3 separate regions of the Homo sapiens genome follow, and all the other regions are linked to region 2. A link is a loop called in an ENCODE intact Hi-C map of the cell type or tissue named here. Cell type or tissue: endothelial cell of umbilical vein. All regions are shown on one strand.

What was found. A loop is a pair of places that touch in the nucleus more often than their neighbours do. Peaks named below come from ENCODE experiments on the same cell type or tissue, not always from the same donor. Only the 100,000 strongest peaks of a DNase experiment are listed, where the experiment ranks them.
Region 1: a loop joins it to region 2, with 9 times the contacts of the local background. A loop is called at or near these places in 5 of 110 quality-filtered maps.
Region 3: a loop joins it to region 2, with 2.4 times the contacts of the local background. A loop is called at or near these places in 3 of 110 quality-filtered maps.

Annotation. Positions count from the first base shown.
Region 1 is chr2:204,839,739-204,847,738 of GRCh38, reverse strand. All of the region lies in intron 2 of PARD3B (par-3 family cell polarity regulator beta), which reads right to left. Among named protein-coding and RNA genes, the nearest start is that of PARD3B, 300 kb to the right of the region's middle. In endothelial cell of umbilical vein, no CTCF peak of the experiment used is centred here; a DNase peak (open chromatin) is centred at 4,868; H3K27ac peaks cover 2,030 bases.
Region 2 is chr2:204,322,064-204,330,063 of GRCh38, reverse strand. No RefSeq gene overlaps it. Among named protein-coding and RNA genes, the nearest start is that of PARD3B, 220 kb to the left of the region's middle. RefSeq lists an enhancer at 7,228-8,000. In endothelial cell of umbilical vein, a CTCF peak has its summit at 4,471 (motif pointing left); DNase peaks (open chromatin) are centred at 4,463 and 7,843; H3K27ac peaks cover 1,033 bases.
Region 3 is chr2:205,020,524-205,028,523 of GRCh38, reverse strand. The region is part of intron 3 of PARD3B (par-3 family cell polarity regulator beta); the gene reads right to left. Among named protein-coding and RNA genes, the nearest start is that of PARD3B, 480 kb to the right of the region's middle. In endothelial cell of umbilical vein, no CTCF peak of the experiment used is centred here; DNase peaks (open chromatin) are centred at 2,513 and 3,243; H3K27ac peaks cover 1,447 bases.

The DNA of each region.
Region 1 (8,000 bases), 520 kb before region 2:
GGACGTTATTAAGTAAAATGAGGGTTACTTGAACACAAGCACTGAAGTACTACCACAGCTGAACTGATGACTTAGAAGGCTAGCAGGTGGAATGGATGGTAGCCTACAGACAGTGAAAAGGCTGGACAAAAGGATGATTCACGCTCCAGGTGAGATGGTGCGAGATTTTACCACACTCCTCAGAATGGAATGCAACTTGAAACATATGAATTGTGTATTTCTGGAATTTTTCAGTTCATATTTTAGGGCCACAGATAACTGAAACCACAGAAAATGAAGCTATAGATAAAGGGGGACAACTGTATTTACTATTTAAGACCTTATTAATTATGCCATGTTAAACTCTCCAGTTTTTTTCATGAATCTAGACAAGCTAACTCTAAAATTTCAATTGTTTCAATTCTGCATGTGTATACACACTGATTTGCAATTTAAGCATATTTCTTATGGTGGCTTCTAGTCAAAGCCATTTGAAAACCACTGTTCTATAGTTATAGCAATAGAGGACAGCAGCTACTCCTATCAACGTAGTTAAAACATAAACAATGCTTAGCAAAAAAAAAAAAAAGAAAGAAAGTTACAGAAAAATAGCTGTTATACATTTTCCTCAAGAAACAAACATACCTAAACAATATATAGTTTCAGGATATAGAAATACGTGGCGATAGTCTATTCCTTAATCTGTGTGATGACTACTCTATTCTTGAACCAGCATATATACAGATTATGATAAAAGTAACACACTTCAAATATGACTATATTAAAATATAGAGTAAATTTTATAAGAGAGCAATCCCAATGTCTACGACTCTAATTATCTCCTTTCATCTACAGTCAGAGGATGAGTTTGAAAGGAATGGTGGACTGGGCATATTCCCTGTGATTCAGGGAACTGAACACATTACAGGCAGTCGGAATCTCCTGGTATAAGAATTAATTTTTTTCTCAACAAGAAGGCAATGCATTCATCCAACAAGGAGGTAATGTGTCATCTGTACGAAGAAGAAAATGGCTTAAGAAATACTTTCAGGTATAGGAAGCCTCCTGGCTATCTCGTGTGCTCACTGGACCTTGTTTGTACTTGTACACACATAGCTGGGGAAAGAGAGAGAAACAGAAAGAGCACAAGTTCTCTTATAACTCTTCTTATAAGACACTAACCCTATCATATCAGGGCCCCACCCTCACAAAGTTATTTTACTTTAATTAACTCCTTACACTCACATTGAGGGTTAATGCTTCAACGTATGAACTTTGTGTCCACAGCAATGACAATTAGGGATTAATTTTAGCTATTACAATTCTGCAGTGTACACGCCTATGTATTTCTCTAGAACAGATACCTAGCATTTGAATGCCTGATCAAAAGTTACACATTGTTTTTAGTTCTAAAAGTTGTTTCATAAACTATCCTACCAAAAAGGCTTTAGCAATTTCCATCCCCACCATTGGTAATATGAAGAGCAACTGCCTTCCCACACCAGTGTAGAAAGCCAACACTGAATCTATCTTATCACTCCTTATCCATTTTACCAATCTTAAGAAAGCATTTTCTTTTAATTACCAATTCCTAGACAGTGAGCATGAGCATCTTGTCAATGTTTGCCCTTCCTTTCCTCTGTAAACTTATTATTCAAAACCTTTGCATTTTTTTTCCTTTTCTTCATTTGTTTTTCTATTTGGATTTATAGAAACTTTTCTTCATATTCAAGATACCAATCCTTTGACCATTAATTATTCTATTCCCAATCTGCAGATATTCTTTCTCAATCTGGCTCTTGTATTTTAACTACGTATGGTGTTTCATCATATACAGATTTTCCACTTTTATATAGGCATATATGTCAATTCTGCATATAGGTAAGAAGGACAATAAAATCTTGAAAATATTTTTCAGATCACTTATATCTATACATATCATTTAGGGAAAAATGACTTTTAAGTAGTGAGCCATTCAAAGAAGTTTGAGATTGATGTGTAGTTGTGAAGGTTATAGTTTTACATGAAATAAAATCAACGGAAATCAGAGTCTATTCACTTGTAACCTATGTAGAGGTTGGGGTCTCCTATGTAAGGTTCTCAGAATTGAAAGAAATCAGCCATACTCTTATACTGCACAAAAGAGCAAATCAGATTTCATGCATAGGTGCAATCTTTAGAATCTCTGTTTTTCATAAACTACAGAACAAACAAGGACAACCAAGATTTTTAAAAGGTGTTACCACCCCTTACATATCTAACAATGTAATTTTTACTCTATGAGTAAAATCTATAAAATATTAAAATATAATTCTAGTTGGTATTTGATGATTTCTACAATACAGCTTACTTTTTAAAAAAACTTTTATAAGCATTATTAAAAATAACAAATTATACCTATAAAAAGTTAAGGTTTTCCACATGAAAAAGTTGTTCAAAGCAGAAAGTTAAATCCTAAATTATCAGAATATGCAGCTTTAAACAAACTAGTTATTTTCATCTTCCTACTTCAAGTCAGCAAGAATATCATGTATCATAATGAGTGGTGGCTACATACACTTTTTATAGCTTCCAGCTTATTCCCTTTGAGGGTAACATTAACACCTGTCAGACTGTCCTCTATTACATTCTCTCAAATTGACTTCCAGTTTAACACATGCTTCTATTTTCAACTCTCATTTAGCCATAGGTAATCCTCAGCGTGCAGGATACATTTTCCTCTTTTAAGATATATACTCTGTGAGAGGTTATATCTTGAAAATCCTGCATCTTTTTTCCCTTAATAATTTGACCTAGAAATGTGGCCCAGTGGGGGAGGAGAGTAAGAGCAATTGAGGCCAAATGGCAATATAATCACATATAAACAGATAATAGCCTTCTCATATTTAAAAATATATGAAAGGAGAAAGTCAATAGTGTAAAGTTATTAATACATTTTCAAATAAAATAAAACGTACAACTTTTTCAAGTTCTTATTGGAAAAATACACTTGAGAAAAATTTTATCTCACAAATAATTTAATGGGTTGATTTGAGCTAAAAAGAATAGGCCTGTAACTCAGCTGGAGCAATGCTTTATCATTTGGTCAATGCTTCCTGACTCCTATTCACATGCAAGTCACTATGCAGGACTTCATCTTCGATGTAAAAATATATAACACCCAGCCCCCGCCATCCAGGTGCTCACACGTTAGTACCAAAACTTTTATTTGAATTTAGCAGACTTAATATATCTAAAATGACATCTGTGAGAGCATTTCTTTATATTTCATAGAGTTTCCATAAATATAAACATTCCTTTATAGCTCATTGAAATTACAAATTAAAATATTATAACTTAAAAATAAAATTTTGCATTTTTACATCTCCTAAACTAACATTGCTAATCAACTTTAAATGGCTATAAGCAATGACTCAGAATGAGTCTATTTCATAGTTTTTTTTCCTGCTACAATTTAATCGTAGTGGTACTAAAATTATTTACTCTCAGACATCAATGAATGATAATTTAGGAATGGCTAAGTAACTTTTGTACAGAAATAATAATTACATAATTCCTTGGCACAAATTTGGATTAAAAACAAACATAAGTGCACACATTTAAAAGGTAACCACTTCCTTTGGGAAAGGCTTATTTGTGATTAGGTAAGACAATGTCTATCCTTTTTGCATAGTTTACAAACGAGTAGTTTCTCACAAACTAAGTAGTTTCTCTCTCCTGTTAATTTGCTAAATCCATCTGATGGAATTTCGGCTTTCATCAGCTTTGTGCATTGCCATTACTCATAAGCAAAGTCAATATTAAATAAATTAGTGTTACCTGATAGTAGGGGATGTCAGGTCGCAAAAAAATTTTGGAAATTGAACTTTTCCTTTGTAAAACTCCAAAGAATTTTGAGATCCTCTGAATAACATGTATGAATGAAAAAGAAGAGGAAATAAAGACACGTTGAGAACAAGTACAAAAGTATGTTTTGATAGAAAGAGTTGAACCTTTAGATCTAAACAGACAAAGGCAGAAATTCAGATGCACCTGCTTCTCTGGCTTTAAACTCTGGGCAGGTTGATTATGGAAACTGAGTTCTGGACTGGGCGCGGTGGCTCACATCTGTAATCCCAGCACTTTGCGAAGCTGAGGAGGTCAGCAGTTTGAGACCGGCCTGGCTAACATGGCGAAACCTCGTCCCTAATGAAAATACAAAAATTAGCCAGGTGTGATGGTGTGAACCTGTAGTCCCAGCTACTCAAGAGGCTGAGGCAGGAGAGTCACTTGAACCCCACAGGTGGAGGTTGCAGTCAACCAAGATCACGCCACTGTACCTCAGCCAGGGCAATGGAGAAAAAAAAGAAAAAGGAGAGGAGAGGAGAGAAGAGGAAGGAAACAAACTAACTGAGTTCTGTGAGTTCTGTACAGATGATTATGCAGCATAGATATACCATGACTCATGTTACAGAATTGGATGGAAGATTGAATGTCAAGACTGGGACAGTATCTAGTGATTAATAAATGGTAGTGTCCTCCTCCATCCAACTATGAAGCTGACTGCCAAACCTTTGGGGAAGGCTTGTCTAATTTTTTTTTTCTCTCCAAGCTTTCACTAGTGTAACAATTCTCAAAGTATGGGCCGAGGTTTAGCGGCATCACCTTCACCTAGGAACCTGTCAGAAATACAGATCCTCGGGGCTCAGCTCAGACCTACTGAATCAGGAACTCTGCCAGGAGGGCCCAGACACGCATGTTTGAATAAGCCCTCCAGGAGATTCTGATTAACCCTGGAGTTTGAGAACTGCAGATCTTGCGAATCTGAAGCTGATGAAAGTTTTGCCAAGTCTAGCAAAATGACCTACTTTCTCCTATTCTGGTACATTTCCTAATGACTCAGCTTCCCTTCGAGAAATTTAACAGCTTTGAGGAGCTAAGGTAGCAGTCCTCAGTGACTCAGCTCTAGAGAAAGCAGAAAAGCAGCCCACAGCGCAGGCCTGCTGTACAGAGCGATTTTCTTCATCAGAAGTCAGGTTTCAACAAAAATGTAAAATGTTTAAACATTACAAAACACATTGTTTCAAAATCATCTTTTCCAGACATTTGCTCAGCAATTCTAACCAGCTGTTACAGAAACCACTCTCCTTCTCTAGGGAGTTTTCAAAGATAAATTTAAATGGGAAAAACCCCCTTAATGTTTTAGGCACATTTAAAAGAAATTTATTTATTAGAGAGAATCTCCCTCTCCATTCTTTTTCTGGCACAGATCCTCTTACCTTTTATAATAACTCTTCATACCAGATGTTGTCAATATATTGCTCCTCTTTTTTTAAGGTGCTTACTTAATCCTCCTCATTTGAAAAAAACAATATTATTCTTTAAAGGAAATGAAAGCAGCTGAAACCACCTCAATTCTGTAGCATACAAACTCTAGACAATCATTTTTCTTTTTCCCACTACCACTCAAGCACCCATGCTGGTGTCAACAAATCTAATATTTAGTACCCACCTGGGAGTTTTATATCACCTCATTTTAGATGCTGGAGAGATTAGAGAAAGGCTTGAAAGACTATTGCTTTGAAAAATAACCGCTATTAAGAGCACACACAAGCACATGTTCACACACAGGAATATACACAAACTCAATATCCTTCCATGAAATGAAATCTAACATAAGAAAATCCAAATAATTAGAAAAAATTAGAATTTTCAAATGATTTTTAGTCGGGGAATTTTTCAGAGATTTAATTTTCTATGAGGCAGTTGAACCTTCTGGAATATTACCAACCTGAAGTATGTTATTCATGTGAACTCATCTAAATTGAGTTTGCTATTCAATTTCACATATTCCTACAATGTTAAAAAGTTTTCTCTTATTATTTGTTATTTTAAAGTTGTGTTGACACCAAAAAAAAACCCCACCAAAAAACTTCTGCAAAAAAATTAGCTAATTATTACTGTGATACAATTTTGATCATTTGTATTTTATACAATGGCCTATTTAAAAGGGACAAAGATCCTAAGTTTAACTGAGGAAACTGCCATCTTCCCTGTAGAAGAGGAAAAGAGAATATTATTTTCACCAGAAATGGGGAAAAATAAACCACAGAAAATTTGCCCTCATCGCAAAACAAAAGAAAGCCAGTATTCCAGTGATCTTATGAAAATCTGTCCATGTTAAAGACCTGCATCTTCAGATATAAAATCAATTAAACAGCAGTATATTAAAGTGACCCAAAACAGGCACTGACAGTAACATCCCACTCTAGAATGCTACTTGTTGCACTTGTAACTCAACAAGACACAACAGGGGCATTTGTCTACTTTACAAATAAGTAAAATTAAAGAAAAGTAAGGCATACTGTTAGAGTAACAGGAATTTTTTGCCTTGTTCTTGTATATGTGCTCTGGGTTTTCTAACACCTGGTAGTTTTGCTTTAGCTTTGTCTCAATGTGGGCATGCACCTTTTGTCTGGCTCCTTCCCAAGGATACCCTTGAGGCTATAATTTTCCATTCCACTCTGTTTTGGAGCTTCCATGCACTAGTAACCTCTCCGGCAGCATCCAACCTATCACATAAGAAGGAGGGAGCCTTACCAAGTACAAACAGATAAGAAGAAGCAAGCAGAAAACTAAATATTTAACATAAGAAAACCGAGTTGCAGAACAAGCTTCTTTGTGTTGTCCTTGCCAATGTGCTCTTCATGAGCAAAGGTGACTGATCAAATATGACCACTATTTGGGAAAAAGAAAGAAAGAATCAAATTATGTACAGTAGTCTTCCCTTACCCACAGGGGATGTGTTTCCAGACCCCTAGTGGATGCCTGACCCTGGTAATAGCACCAAACCCTATATACACTATGTTTTTTCCTATACTTACATACAATAAAGCTTATCAGTTAGGCAGAATAAGAGACTAACAATGCTAATAATGAAAAAGAATAATTACAGCAATATACTGCAGTAAAAGGTATGTGAAAGTGTTCTTTCTTTCAAAATATCTCATTGTAATGATCTCAACCTACTTTGCGACCGTGGTTGACCATAGGTAACTGAACTGCAGAAGATGAAACCCTGGATGACACTACCGTACTTATCATTGTGGTTAGATAAGACAACCACACGTATTTGCCTCATACAATATACAATTTTGTTATCTTACTGTAGTCAACATCGTGCAAGTTGTTCCAGTTCTATGGAGAGTTGAAAGCTATTGTCTAAGGACCATAGTTAAAAAAAAAAAGGACAAATTCATCTATTTTATTCACTTCTTTTTTAAAATCTATTTTCATGTATTCGTATTAAAGTGGGTAATTTGGGAGGGTAAAACAAAGATTCTGGGTCCCTTTTTACTAGGACTAAAGGAAAGCATGATATTGGAAGTGTAGAGATATTCCCCACTTTCTATTAATTTTATGAAGTAAAACACAGCTTTGGAGTAGAATTTTTCATTAGGTAAAAGTTTTCCTAAAATATTGCTAAGGGTCATTCAATTATTTCTCTACAGCTACCCCAAATAACTTGAATTTGGAAATGCTTCTGATTTTTAAAACTTGCTTCACCCTTAATCTCTGACCCTTCAATTTATATTCAGCTATATTTTTATATGATTTAAAGTATTTCTACTGAGTAACTTCACATGAACTGCTACATTAACTACCTTAATAATATTAAATTGTATAAATTGTATAAGTTTTGACGTAGTGATGGAAAAAGGATGTAAATCCCTTACCTTCCCTCCCTGAATATGTGCTTTTGGGGCTGAGGAAAGAGAAATATACGTAGAGGGAGGGAATACCACTTTTAAGAAAGATATATTAATTATACTTTTAAGTGGCACTAAAATATTTATTGTTAAATGGGACAAGTCTCTTACACATTAAAAGCCGCAGAAACCTAGCCTTACAGACAATGAGAGCTGTCTATTCAAGTTTTTAAACTTCTATGACAAATCTTTTTTCAAAGTATTATCTTGAACAAAAACAGTTGTTCTTCAAAAACCAAATTCTTCATGAAGAATTTGGTTGCCAGTTCATAA
Region 2 (8,000 bases):
ATAGCAATGAAGAAAAATATCTGTAATGATAGTTCCTTTTGCTTTTAAAATGTGAAATGTGTAAACAAACAAATAGAATGTGCCATTTCAGACATACTTCTGCAACATGTAAAGATGCCGCTTTGGTTTTACCTCAGGGATAAAGACTTGTATATGAAAATACCTCACTCTTAACAATTCTAACACATCATGCTTATTACCCCCTAAATTCGGCTTTTGTTTTGTTTGCTGATTGCATTTCCTTCTAATCTGCAATTATCAATTTACCCATCCTGTTTTACTCTATCCTATTATCCATGTGTCATCTATTTAAGATTATTATCTCATGGAAAGCCACTGTCAGCAATATTTTTACATTGCATGCGAGAGACAGAGAGTTTGACGAAGAAAGAATGAGAGGACAGAGAAAATAGAATGGGCAATGGTAACCGAGGCTGTGAGAGGTGATATTATAGACATGACCTCACTTTCCTCCTGCCAGTCCAGTGGAGGTGGCCCCAGCATAAAGAAGCAAAGGTCTAGGAAGACATGTGGCAGACAGCAGAGCCAGTGGCGACTAGGGAGCGCCACCAACTAGCATACAAGGCAGGATTTCTCAGTTACCCCCTTGAATGTAGTTGCCGCCCTCTGCCAGTGAAACCAGGGCCCCGTCTCTCTTATCTAGTTTGTGCAGTGCTCAATGGCATGCCATGCACCAGAGGTTTGTTAAAATATATATGATGATGGTAAATACAGATTAAAATAAAGTGCTGAGAAGCCAAGCCTATTAACTCACCTTGAGGTCCTTGCCCTGGTGGAGAAGCCATGCAGAACAAATGGCCCTGTAACGCTCCAAGCCAAAAGCCCCCAGTGGGAAGACTTTGCGATCAGCATGTGCGGAGGAATTAACTGCACACTCCCTTTAATGTTCATCAGAATTGAACGCTGCTAATTTACAGCACTTCAGCACTTCGGGGCCCCTTAGAGTCTTTCCAATTATGCTAGTGAGGAGGTGACTGGCTTGTGATCCCCATGGTGAGACTGTGGAAGCAGAACTTAGCAGCAGAGGCCCGGGGTTCCAATGCACCCGTCCTAATGAAGCACATTGTTTGCTCCATTCTTACTGTCCACGACCCCCAGGCTTCCTGGGCATTTTCTTCACCCTGCTTTCCCGTACCCATTCTGGAATGGAGAAGCGGGGCAGTCACACAACTAACGCTGGGAGCAGAGTGTGTGTAGCCTTATATTTCTAGTTAAAAAGCAATAAATCCGAAGTCAGGTAATGAATTCCATTTTGAGTAATCTCATTATGGACATCTATTCAAAGAGTCCATATAGCACAGGCAGAATGACTGGAAAACCTAGTATAATGTGCTGGCTTTTTTCCCTGTGCCAAATTAACAGTGAAGGCCTTTTAAAGGATGCTTCATTTAGGCTCTCTTATTATCAGAAATATTATACAAGCTGGAGCTGAGGCCTGACTGCAGTTGCACTGCCGCGATAACTCCCAGTGTTGGATCAATGGCTGGCAAGATTCCACCGTCAAAGGAGCTCCAAGCAGCGAGGCAAGAGGCCCCAGTGCACTGTTCTCTCCTGGAGCCTCGAAGAAGGAAAGAATAGGAGAAGAAGGTCCTGGAAGTGTAAGTGGCAAGGGGATTTTCTCTGGGACTTCTTTCTAGGATCGTCGTGCAGGATCCATTTTTAAGGTGTATTGTACAGGATCTGTTTTATTCAATCCATCTTACATTCAGTTAGCCACTGGTTCTTCCTGGGGCGCTCATCAGTTATACCACCACTTTATAACTTTCAGCTGCTTCCCATTGTTGTCTTTAAAAAGTTTAGACTTCTCACCTGAAAATCACCAGGCTTCCCAAACTTAAATGTACACACCCATCACCTGGGGATCTTGTTAAACTGCAGTTCTGATTCAACAGTCCTGAGGGGCGGCCTGGGATTCCATGCATGTAGTAAGCTTCCAGTGGCCTATACTTGGAGGAGCAAGGCTCTAGAACATTGGTTCTCAAACTTGAACTTGCATTAGAATCGCTGGAGGGTTTGTTAGAAGAGAGGTTCTTGGCCCCGCCCCCAGAGTTTCCGATTCGGTAGGTCCAGGGTGGGACCTGAGAATTTGCATTTCCAGATGTTCCCAGGTGATGCTGAGGCTGCTGACCCAGGCAGCACAATTTGAGAATCATTGCTTAGAGTAATGGTTCTCAAATCTGGCTGCACATACGTATTATCTAAATAAAAATGAGGAGATTTAAAAACATATGGATTCTCACCTCTGACTCAGATTCATGAAATCAGAATTTCTGGGGATGAGGCCCCAGCATCGAAATCTTTTTTTCACTCCTTAAGTGATTTTTTTCAATATGGATTGAGAATCATTGCTCTAAAGCATGGTTTTCAGCACAACTTCCGTACGGTGTCTAGATAGGAAAATAAGACTATGCCCTTAGCCCCAAATTTGCTTTGTACTTCTGTATTTCAGAACTTTGGATTAAACTGGTTTTTCCTCCCTGAAATATCCTTCCTTATGCACTGTCAAAACCCCATCTGTCTTTCATGGTTTATCTCAAATCCCATCTCTTTCATGAGGCCTTTCTCCAGGTCTGCAGCCAGATGAGAGCTCTGTTCCTTGAGCTTTCTAATTCAATTCACAATTGAAATGCTTGTCCAGGCACGGTGGCTCATGCCTGTAATGCCAACACTTTGGGAGGCCGAGGCGGGAGGATCATGAGGTCAGGAGATTGAGACCAACCTGACTAACACAGTGAAACCCCGTCTCTACTAAAAATACAAAAAAATTAGCCTGGTGTGGTGGTGGGTGCCTGTAGTCCCAGTTACTCAGGGGGCTGAGGCAGGAGAATGGCATGAACCTGGGAGACAGAGCTTGCAGTGAGTCGAGATGGCGCCACTGCACTCCAGCCTGGGTGACAGAGCAAGACTCCATCTCAAAAAAAAAAAAAAGAAAGAAAAAGAAATGCTCACCTCCCTCATTTTGTCCCTCCTTCCTGTTCCCAGAATTATCCTGGGCAGCCTCTTTTGTAAAACCTACGCCCGTACTAGGGTTATTTATGTGTCTGTTGACCTTGCCCCACCAGCTTGCAAACGACTCACAGGCAGGAACTGTACCTCATTCATCCTGCTTGTCCTTCCTGAAGTGCATTGTCCTATCCTAGAAGAAAGTCCCTCACTTAGTACCTATTGAGTTGCTCTGTGCCTCTGTGGCCCTGGACATACACTTTCTTTCATAATATACACCACTTGTGTAGTTGCCCTAACCTTCTCTAGCAGATATAATCTGCTTGAGTGGAGGGACTACGCCATGCACATCTTTATATCCTCACATCCCTCTACCCTCAATACACACTCCTTTTTAGGTTCTTGCTACTCAAAATGTGGTCCACGGACCAACTGCATTGGCATCACCTGCAGCTTGTTAGAAACAGTCTCTCAGGCCCCACCCAGATCTACTGAATCAGAATCTGCATTTTAACAAGGTCTCAAAGTGATATGTGAACTCATTAAAGTTAGAGAGGAACTGGGCACCATGGCTCAGGCCTGTTATCCCAGTGCTTTGGGAGGCTGAGTTGGGAGGATCACTTGCGACCAGGAGTTCAAGGCCAGCCTGGGCATAGTAAGACCCCGTCTCTACAACAAATTTGCCGGGCATGGTGGTACATGCCTATAGTCCCAGCTATTAATACTTGGGAAGCTGAGGTGGGAGAATCACTTGAGCCCAGAAGGTCCAGGCTGCAGTGAGCCAAGATTGCACCACTTCCCTCCAGCCTGGGTGACACAGCAAGACCTTTCTCAAAAGTAAAATTAAATTAAATTAAAAAGTTAGAGAGGCACTTCTTTGGGAGGTGACATAGTAAAATATTTAAGAGAATGTGTCCTCGACTCAGACTATTAAGCTTGGGCAAGTTGTGTAAACTCTCTATGCCACAGTTTTCCCATCTGTAAAGTGAGAATATTAACAGTCCTCACCTCATGGTGATGTGGAAACGTTAACTAAAGTAATATGTAAGTAAAACACTCAGAACATTATAAGCACTCAATAATACATTATCAACTATTATTACTCAATTAAAACTGGTTAACTTTAATTGAATTTGAACTGCCACCTAGAATAGACAAGAAAATGAAACACAATTCTGTATGGATGTCAGAAACATGAAATATAAAATGTAATAAATAAAAATATTAAAAACCCCTTAGCAAATGTTAAGGAGCGTGTCAAATGATTCCTGTGTTGAACCTTAAGCATTTAGGTGGCTGGAGCCTTGAAAGTTACCATCCCCCAATTTTCTGCTGTGTCACTAGGTTTTTTTCTATTGAGCAATTCTTTCAGGTCGCCTCCACTCTGCTCTGCCTAAAGGACAACTTCATATAGTGCATTCGTGTCTTAGACTCCCCGATCTCCTGTAGCCTTTGCAATTACCTCGGGCCATGAAATGCGCTCCTTGCTTGGTTGAAACATATGCACACACTGCCCCCTAGGGGATATCCTCTGTCATGACCCTCCAAAACAAAAAAAAATCTCTTGGGGTGTAATTGGCTTCAAGGAAAAGGGCTGAAACCTTGACTGTAACATCCTATACCGCTTTGTAAATACTATTGGTCCACTCTAAAGTTAGGTAATAATAACATGCACTACTGTTGAGCCTTACTAGAATTTGTGAAATAGAACATGATATATGTGACCTGGATTTGTTTCCCTCAAATGTTAGGAAAAGGCATTAACACAGTGAGAGTCTAGAATGATAATCTACATTTGAAATGAATCCCTGTGTTTGTTGATAGAAAAAAATGACACATTCCTATCCCATACAGTAGATCCACAACTTAAGGTATTGAAGGAATGGCAGGGTAATGTTAGCAACATTATGATGAAATTCATTCAACAGATAATTATTGAGAGGCTACTATGTCCCCAGCACTTGTGGTTTTCACTGAACAAGAAAGGCAATCCTTGTTTTCATGGAGCTGACACTCTACGTAATATGGTAGTCACCCACTCTTGTCTCCCTGCTGTCCCCCTCAGCTTCCGGTGAGTTTTCCTTGGCTCTAGGGGGTGCTGACTTGCCTTGGGGTGGAAGACAAGAACAGCCAGTGTACCCTGGTCACCCCGAAAGCATCTCATAGACAGAACTCCGTTACAACCTCATACAACCTGATGGGTTGTTTTTCTGTCTTTTTTGTTTTCTCGTTGTTTATGGTAGGGTTTTGTTGTCTGTTTGTTTTATTTTGGTGGGTCTTTGCTCATTCCTGGCATCTTTCCAGGCCTTTTGGAGCCATACCAACTGAGTAAGAGAGTAGTATCTCGCAAACCAACCCCCAACCCATTGTTGTCGTCTGTCTTAAATCCTGCTTCATTCCGTACGTCTCCTGTGTCTTCTGCCAGGGCTTCCCTAGGTACAACTTCAAATTGAACATATCGTGGCTGCTCAAAATGAGAAAGAAACATTCAACAATATACAAGCTGCAATGTTGTCATACAAATGACCAAGAAAACATTTAATTTGGAGGAAAAAAGAGCTTAAGAATGGGTGTGTGTGTGTGTGTGTGAGAGAGAGAGAGAGAGAGAGAGAAGGTACTACAATACATCACAGCATGTGATCCTTATCTTGGCTCCGGAGTGGAGGAGAGAGAAGGACTATGAAGACCCTTAGAGCAAAAAAGTTTTGCCCACCATGCTGCTTGAGGCACACAGAAGAACCAAGCTAACTTCTAATTAAGTAAGGTCTCCAAAGTTACTAATGGATTCAGTTCAATGGCTCCATTTGAACCCACAAACTTACAATGTATTTCTTTCCTCATAAACTCTGTCACTATCATCATTCTGTACCTACCTTCTGGTCTCCTAAGCTGCCTCCTGATATTCATAATTCCCTCCTCATGGTCACCTTGAAGACATAATGGCCAAGCCTCCTCTGCTTTTGGTGTGCCTTGGAGATAGCTGGAGTCCCCTTGCCTACAAAGTTGCTGGGGGCAAGACTTGCAGTGACCACTGTGTGTCCCCCCATCCTTGAACCCATCCCTTGGGCTCCTCCTGAGATCGTGCTCAAGCTGATGGGGAGCTCTGAGAAGAAACCATCCCACCAGAGTGGCCTCACATGTGCACACATCCTGGATGTTTCTGTATGTCAGTTTCCTTCTCCTTCCTCCAGAGCTCTTTGGATGTTGGAGTGAGGACTAACAATGAAAGACTGTCTTGCCCCACCCAGTCCTATTTTCAATTCATTTCCTGAGCTTACATGCCATTTCCACCAACCAGCCACTCAGCATCCACAAATGGCTACCTCTGTGTCCTACTCTGGGTTGGGCCTTGTCTGTCCTGTTTTCTGTAGAATCTCCAGCACTAGAAGAACACCGAGCACAAGGCAAGACACTCAATAAAGAAAACAGGTAGGTACCTCTATGGAGCACTGACTGTGTATAAACTGTTCATTTCTTATTTAACTGATCCTCATAACAAACCCCAGTCTACGTCTGAGAAACAAACTTGAGTCTTACAGAGCCTAATAACGTGCTAAAATGTCACACAGCTGTATGTAACAAGAACAGAATTTAACCCCAGAGACCCTAACTTCAAAGCTTTTATCCACTATGCTGTGCTACTTCCTCTCGGAGGAAGGGTTGCTATTTGAGACTTTCTTGCCTCCTTGTTTGGGGAGCAAAGCTAATAAGTCAGTTCAGTCATTAGAGAAACCTCCAGCAATATAGGAGTTAAGAGCTGAATCTAGCCGGGCGTGGTGGCTTACGCCTATAATCCCAGCACTTTGGGAGGCCGAGGCAGGCGGATCACGAGTTCAGGAGATCGAGACCATCCTGGCTAACACAGTGAAAACCTGTCTCTACTAAAAAATACAAAAAAGAAAAATCAGCCAGGTGTGGTGGCAGGCACCTGTAGTCCCAGCTATTTGGGAGGCTGAGGCAGGAGAATGGTGTGAACCCAGGAGGTGGAGCTTGCAGTGAGCTGAGATTGCGCCACTGCACTCCAGCCTGGGGACTCAAAAAAAAAACCACAACTGAATCTAGAATTATGTCTTATTTCTCCCATCCTTCTCCTTTGGACTAAAGATTAGGTATTTCTTCCCAACTCTCCTCTAGATCAGTTGAGAACAACCAAGACCACCACCGCCAAAGCAAATGCCAATTTTCAGCTGGGGTCTCTTAGCTCAAGACAGAATAGAAAGCTCTGCAGCAGGCTGAGTGCCCCAGGAACCATCAGTAGGAACAGTGCCACTACTGAATACCCCAAGTGCTTGTCAATGGCTTCCTAACAAATGGCTTCATTTAGACTCTCCTACAGGTCAGCCGCTGCATGTCCACCCGAGACTGCTAAAGGTCACACTCCTGCACTCTCTTTCCTTTTCTGGAAAATGACCTTGAAACCGTAATGAGCCTGGAGGAAGCCAACCAGACAGGAAATAAACCCGCTTGGGTGCGTGTGCTTGTGGAAGAGTTTTGGAAGACCTTCCATCCCCTGGGAAAACACTTGTTTGATACAGTCATGGCCAGCTATTATTCGTGATCTCATTGGTGGGAAGGCTGGTGGGGATTGATTTCAAAATGAACTTTAAGCTAAGAGGGCAGCTAGGAGGTGGCTCTGAGAGGCTCTGTTGACAGGGGCCAGTGGTGATGTCAGAGGAGCTCGGGTCAGGAATTCTGGGGCAAGGGCAGAGTTGATGAACCTTATTTTTAGATGGTGTTGATATTTTTAGTGAAAGTCCAACAGCCTCTCCATTTTTGGTTGGGGGGATAGAGGGAGAAGGGATGACTTCCTGGAGTTAGTCATTTCCTCTGCTGGTGAAGAGATTTGGCGGTGCTCCTATGTCATAGGAAGTGCCTGGAGATGGTAAACACTGCTGACATAATGGGAACTTACACCATGGGTGTGTCAGAGCACACATATTCCTTCCTGGACCCTGGGCCAGGTGAGTGGGGGATGCTTCCTGTTTTTGGCTCTAGGAGGATTTTCAACTTCTGGGAGCTGCTCTGGAGAATAAATC
Region 3 (8,000 bases), 700 kb before region 2:
AACCTTAAAAACTTTCAGCTTTTCATGTTGAGTATTATATTAGGTGTGGGCTTGTCAGAACCTTTGTTATGTTGCGATAAATTCATTCTATACCTAATTTGTTATGAGTTGTTATCATGAAAGAATGTTGAATTTGGTCAAATAATCTATTAAGAGTTTTTAATTATGAAAGAATATTGAATTTTTCTGCACATGTTGAGAGAACCATATGATTTTTATCTTTCATTCTGTTAATGTGAGGAGGTAAAAGATCTGTACATCAAAAACTATAAGATGTTGTTGAAAGAAATTGAAGACTCAAATTAATGGAGAGAGATCTCACGTTCATGGATTAAAAAATTAATATTGTTAAAATGTCCATACTACCCAAAGTGATCCACAGATTCAGTTTAATTCCTATATAAATTCCAATTCTATTTTTCACAGAAACAGAAAAAAACCCTAAAATTCATATGGAACCACAAAAAGCCCCCAAATACCAAAAGTAATCTTGAGCAAAAAGAACAAAGCTGGAGGCATCATACCCTGATTTTAAACTGTATTACAAAAGTACATAGCCACAGTAATAAAACAGTATGGTATTGGCATAAAAACAAGACACATTGACCAATGGAACAGAACAGAGAGCACAAAAATAAACCTGTGCATATATGGTCAACTAATCTTTGACAAGAGTGCCAAGAATGCAAAATGGGGAAAGGATAGTCTCTTCAATAAATGATGCTGTGTGAACCAAATATACACATGCAATATAATGAAATTAGGCCCTTATCTTACCTCATATACAAAAATTAACTCAAAAAAGACTAACGACTTAAATGTAACATCTGAAAATGTAAAATTCCTAGGAAAAAGCACAGTGAAAAAGCTCCTTTACATTGATCTTGGCAATGATATTTGGATATGACACTAAAAGCACAGGCAACAAAAGCAAAGGCAAACAAGCAGGACTACACCAAACTAAAAAGCTTCTGCACAGCAAAGGAAAAAAAAATCCACAAAATGAAAAGGCAACCTATGAATTGGGAAAAATTATTTGCAAACTGTATATTTGATGAGGGATTAGTCTCCAAAAATATTATAAATTCAAGCAGCTCAATATCAAAAAACAAATAACCAGATTTAATAATGGGCAAAGGACATGAATAGACATTTTTTTCAAAGAATACATACAAATGGCCAACAGATATATAAAAAGGTGCACAACATCACTAATCATCAGAGAAATGCAAATCAAAACCACAATGAGATATCACCTCATACCTGTTAGGATGGCTATTATCAGAAAGATGAGATAGCAGCTGGCTATTGGAAAGGCTGTGGAGAAAAGGGAAGCCTTGTGCACGATGGGAATGGAAATTGGTGCAGTCATTATAGAGAACAGTATGGAGGTTCCTTAAAAAATTAAAAATGTGTAAATTAATAAGTACCCTATGGTCCAGCCATATATCCAAAGGAATTGCACCTTTGGTCATATATCCAAAGGAATTTAAATCAATATCTCAAAGAGGTATCTACACCCTCATGTTCATTACAGCGTTACTTCAATAACTAAGATAGGTGTAAATAACACCTACAATAACAACCTCGGTGTCCACTGATGAATTAATAAAGAAAATGTGGTGTGTCTAAACAAGAGAATATCGTTCAGCCATAAGAAGAAGAACATTTTGCAATTTGCAACATCATGGATAAACTTGGAGGACATTATGCTAAGCGAAATAAGCCAGACACCAAAAGACAAAGAGTATCTCATCTCAATCATATGCAGAATCTAAAACAGTTTAAATCATAGAAGCAGACAGTAGAATCATGGGTGCCATGGATGAAGGGTTGGAGGAAGTGTTGAGAAGTTGGTCAAAGGGTATAAACCTTCAGTTACAAGATGGATAAATTCTGGGGATCTCATGTACAGCATTAAATATAGTTAATAATACTGTGTTGTTTACCTGAAATTTGATGACAGAAGATTTTTAAGTGCCCTCACCATATAGACACATGCACAAATGGTAACTAAGGATGATGATGAATGTGTTGATTTGATTGTGGTAATAAGTACACAATGCATGCACAGATCAAATCATCACCCTGTACATGTATAATTTATACAATTTTTATTTGTAAATTAAATATTTTAAAATAAAATAGAAAAAAGACTGTCTATATCAGGCTTGACTCTGTCTCATCTGGCTCTTCTCTGCCCACCCACTACACTGCAGCCACCCTGGCCTCCTTGGCTCTCTATCTTTCCAAATTCACCCAGACTGCCCTAGTGCCTTTGTACTAGCTGGTCCCTCTGCGTAGAATGTTCTCCCACCTTTCCCTCTACTCTCAGAATAGCCCTGTCATAGTTACTTGCTCTCTATTCCTTTATCCTGTTTCATTTTCTTCATTGCATTGTTACCATCAGAGAGACTCTTGTGCATTTGTTTACATGTATAACTTCTAAGAGCCAGAAGGGAAGTTTCATGAGAACAGAGATCCTATCTATCTTTTCCCAGTTGTATGCTCAGACCCTAGCGTACCGCGGGCTGTATAAATGTTTGTTAAGTTCAAAAAGGAACAGAGGTAGTTGTGACAGGCGTAGGTTAAGCAAGCATGCAGAAATGCAAGTGGGTCTCAACCAGGACACACAGAATTAATGGACAAATCAGAAATACAGGTTGCTGACTCAACTTATTAGGTCAGGTACAAGGCATCTGTGTGTTGAGGGGTCAGAGCATCGTGTTCGGTGGTTGGGGCAAAACATGGAATAGGAGTCAGCCTTGGATGTCAGAACCGGGCTGGTATTAAACCCAGAGAGACGTGTGGTTATTTATGTATCTGCTCAGCAGGAACCCAGACCACCGATACAGCTCCACGTATACAGAAAAACAGATAACATGACATCTCCTTGCTGATTCTCAAGTGAGAGCATAGTTAAACCAAGATAGAGAATCTGGAATTCAGACTGCCCAAGAGAACACTGTGGCACAAATTCTGTCAACAATCCCAGAGTAACACTTCAGAAAGAAAACAACACAAAATTCATTTGTCTAATTGGGACTCACTGTGAGAGACAATTCCTCCAAGATAATAAAACTTAGCCATGATGTTAGTGGTGAGCCATTCAGCACAACCAAAGGGCACTGTGCATGTGTCACACGGTCAGATCTGTAGGAGAAAGGCTGACACTTTTGGCAATGACAGCAGTCCAAACGAAAAACACAGCCACAGCAAGCCCATCTAACGGTTGCTGTGAATCACCCTGATTATGAGTCACAAGCATGCAATCACTGGCATACAGAAACTCCTGACTAATAGCCGTGAGCAGTTTGCCTTTGCTATCTAAGTGCCGCAGACTGAACACACTCTTGCCCGACCTAAAATCGGCATTAATACCTGAATCACAGCCTGGGGAAGCTCAATATTCCACTGCTGGAAAGAAGATAAACAGCAACAATACAAAGATGCAGCCCTTTTTAGTGCCGCTAGTTAAACTGAATGCATTTAATCTTTCTTCTGCATCTAAAATGTCGGTCATCTTCTCTTGGTGGCATGAATGATATGTAAACACTCCTGCAAAAAGCCAGTTTCTTGAAGGCTTTTCCACATACCAAACGGCAAACAGAATAAAAACCATGGTTACACTGAGTATTATAGAACACAAATCATTACAGTGCCAGAGGGCATGCTGTTTATGGTTCCACAACCAGAGAAAACCACATGATCATTAGTTATAGTGCTTACCTATAGGCTTGAAATATACAACTTATTTCTTTTGTTTAAGATATGCATAATCTGCTCTGGAAACAAATGATGTGCTTCATTAATTATTATGGTATGAAGGTATTATAGATCTATGAGGAAATTACCCACATCAATTGGCTTCTTCTAACCTTGGTCTAGCATGACAAGGAATTAAATAATAGTGTCCTACCAAAAAAAGTTGATCAACATATCTGGACAAATGTCCACATAACCACTACCTACATCACTACAACTAGTAAATCCTATCATTTGGGAATAAAAAATTTAAATAGGTATGAGGCACAATCTGGAGGAAGAATAAACTCTTGCAGAAAATAACAGTGAGGCCTGTAATCCCAGCACTTTGGGAGGCTGGGGCATGTGGATCACCTGAGGTGTGGAGTTCGAGACCAGCTTGCCCAACATGGCAAAACCCCATCTCTACTAAAAATACAAAAATTAGCCGGGTGTGGTGGGGGTGCACCTGTAATCCCAACTACTTGGGAGGCTGAGGCAGGAGAATCACTTGTACCCAGGAGGCAGAGGTTGCAGAGAGCCAAGAACGCGCCACTGCACTCCAGCCTGGGCGACAGAAGTGAGGCTCCATCTCAAAAAAAAAAAAAAAAAAAAAAGAAAGAAAGAAAATGATGGTGAGGCATACATGATCATAGCTAATGCATATCAAGAGCTCACCCTGCACTGGGCATTATTCTTAGTGTATTACATGTTTGTTTATATTCACAGAAATCCTAAAGCTTAGGGATGACTATTACCACCATAGCAGCAGTGAAGAAAAGGGAGACCAAGAGTTAAGGGATTTTCTCCTCACCACACACCTAGTATATGGTAGAAACAGGATTCAAACTCAAACAATTTCTTTCAAAAATCTGCACTCCTATCCCCCAAACAGCAAATCAAGTAGATGCTACCAGAGTCAAGATCTGGAGCTGCCGAAGTAAATACACATCTGTTTTTTTAAGGAAAGGCAGTGTAGTCTTAACTCAGCACCTGAATGATTGAGTTCATCCATGCATCCTTTAAAAGAGAAAAGCCTAAAACTCTTAATTATATATAATTCAAGTTGCAGAAGAAATATGACTGCATAGAATCCCCTTTCAGCAAATATTTCCTGGCTGCAGTATTGAATTGGGAGTCCAGCTACAGCCGGAGCTCTGTAATTAGGGTCCTTGGGAACTGCGAACAAGGTCAGACTCATGGTATTCCCAGTTTAAAAAAACAGGGGGATTTGGCGGGGGGTGGGGGGGTACTGCTGCTAAAAATAAAAATAAATACATACATTTAAAAAAGTAGCTTCTTTACCAAAAAAAAAAAAAAAAAAAAAGGTGTGGGCATGAAGAAAGATGCAAACCCAGAGACCAGAGTTACCAGAGGCAACTCCTCAGCCTTCTCTTTCTTCAATTTCCTTTGCTGGAAGGCCAAAGGTGGGGACCTGTCTAAGCAGCATTGCTGCCACGTACAATTATTATTTTAATCGACATTGTGCTGTGTTAATGAGTGCCAACCATGTGCCAGATGGTGTTGAAAACAAAGCCTTCTCTGCAATCCTGCCCAGTGGGATCACCACCTCTCCTCTCTGTGAAAGCGATCACAAATGTGGTAATGAGCTAACTCCGATGCAACCGAACTTCTAATCCCCCCGACACTCTCTGATTGGGCACTGCACCAAGATTTGGCATAGAAAAGGCACCTGGAGTGCTGTCGGATGATCTCTTCAGGGATAATGGACCAGGGAACTGAGCCTGTAATGATTTCATATCAGTTTGTTCAAGTTCAGTTGCTATTAATTGGGTTCAAGTTCAGCTCCAGTTCACACAATCTAAATAAATAGCTGTTGAAACCAGCTTAGTGCCTGGCACAGTATGTATCTTTGTAACTAACAAGAGGCAAGCAAAAGAGAAAGATGTAGAAGGATGCCTTGCATGCCTGTTTTCTGGTGTATACTGTCAGCCTAGTCGACCTGTGGAGTAAGGGGGGAAAACCCAGTGTCCCAGTTTTTTACAATTATCCATGGTTATATTACTTAATGAATGATCGTATTATGAAGAGTTGAGCCCCAAAACAGGTTACATAGTGAAACTTTCACCTAATTCTTGAGATCAGCTGCAGGCAAAACACTGGCTTGAAGTTAGCATGGTCTGGAATCCGGATTTTCTCTTCATCTTCCATCTACCTTGGCAATTCTAAGATGTTAATTCTATTGTAATCTAACTAAAATCTGAAAAAGAAACGTTTTAGACAAATTATTTGCTAAACAGAGAAAAAGAACAATATTGAAGGGGAAAAACTCTATTTAAAAACAGGGCTTTGCATATTTTATGAGAAAAATCAATCCAAAATCTATTTTGTTCTAGCCCATTAAGATTCACTCTAAGTTGGTTTCGCTAGAATGAAATTTAAAATACATTTCTAAAGATCATTTGTAAGAAAATTTGAATGGAAGCATTTCCAATTCAGTGTTGGCCGGCAAATTCCAATTTCTGTTACAATCCAGTCATAGATACTATGTTTAAATTGGAATGATTAGAGAAGATACTGGCATAGTATTCATAATAGAATTACATAGGGAAGCCAGTATGTTTTAGGTAATGTTAGATAAGACATGCATTACATGTCTACTTTTTGTGACACAATAATATAACATTTAAAATATAACTAACTGAATCATTAGATTTTTATCATCTATTTGTATTGTTAAATCTAAGCAATGAAGTAAGCAAATAATTACTAAAAAGAGCAAATTATGAAAGTAAGAGTAATAAAAAACTGAATTTGTTTGAAAAAGGTAGCTTTTGATATTTTGGAGTTTTTGCATTGGATTTTTTGGAGTATTTGGATTTTCTTTTCCATTTTCTCCTAATAAAAGTAAAAGGTGTTTGACCACATATGAAGATTTTAGTACCCTTACAATGGAGGGGGTAAAGTGTAGGAATAAAACCAGTGCTACAGAATCCAAGGGACCTGAGTTCCCTGTGTTTCTGCCATTGACTTGATATATTACTAGACCCAATTCCTTAACCTCCTTAAGTCTTGGTTTCCTCATATTTAAAATGGAAGTTTATTTTAAATTTCTATCCAAAGAAAGACACAGGGTCATTGAAAAGATTAACTATATATATATATATAGAGAGAGAGAGAGAGAGAGAAAGAGAGAGGGAGAGAGAGAGAGAGAGAGAGAGAGAAGAGAAGAGAGAGAGAAGAGAGCATATAGTTGCTCAATAAATGCTATTACCTCCTGCTTGTGAAACTGCAATATACTCTGGTTCCACTTTGCAACCAGTCCTTCCAAAGTTACCACTTCCAGAGGCTGTGTGAGCAGCCGTTGGGAAGTCAATCCTAAAATGTGAGCCACCATAACCTGTGGTCCCAATGCATGCCCAGAATCAGGAAAATCTACAATACATAATTTCCTTACCATGTACAATAAACTTTATCATTCCAAAACAATGTCTAAATTATTATTATTTTACATTCTAGCTACTTATAATCTGTTTCCTAATCCTCAAGGGAGTTTTAAAATTGAGACTCATACAGTGTGGATGTATTTCTACCAAACTATATAAAATAGTGCTTTTCAGGACATCCTTTCCAGTTGCAGACCTCTACACAGGTTCATGAAATCATTCCAATTTGCTTTATTTGCTGTATTAGAAATTTCTGGTTTGGAGGTAGTACATAGGAACTGGTGCTTTCTCTGCCCACCATCTCCCATCACCTTTCTCTGAACTCTGCCATCTTTTCAGCTGACATGCTCAGAGGCAAGGTCTCTTAGGGAGTCCCTTCCTGGTCAAATTTCCAGTTCAACTGTTCTTGGGTCTCTGAAGGGAAGGCCTCTAGCGGGATCTCACTCAGGCTGAAGACTCCCATCTGTTGACTATTAGCCTGCTCGTATTAACCTTTGCCTTGTTTGCTTGACTTTGCCTGTCTCTGATTTCACATTGAGAGCTTAAGGACAGAAGTGCAGTATAGTGGTCCAAAAGGCTAGCCTTGAGGACAACTCAACAGGATCCCCAATGTGAAGTGAGGGAGATGCCAGCTTGGGTCAATATTAGCCATCTGACTTCGACAACACACAGAGGTTTCAAAGATAATTTTCCTACATATAACAAGGTCCTGTAGGTAACAAGCACAGATTGAACAAAATGTTATAATTTTCAATGTAATCTTACCTGAATGTAAACTTAAAATATCAACTCTTCCCCTTGCTTTGTATTAATGAATTTATAAGAGGGGTATTTTTTCCCAAAGCCAGT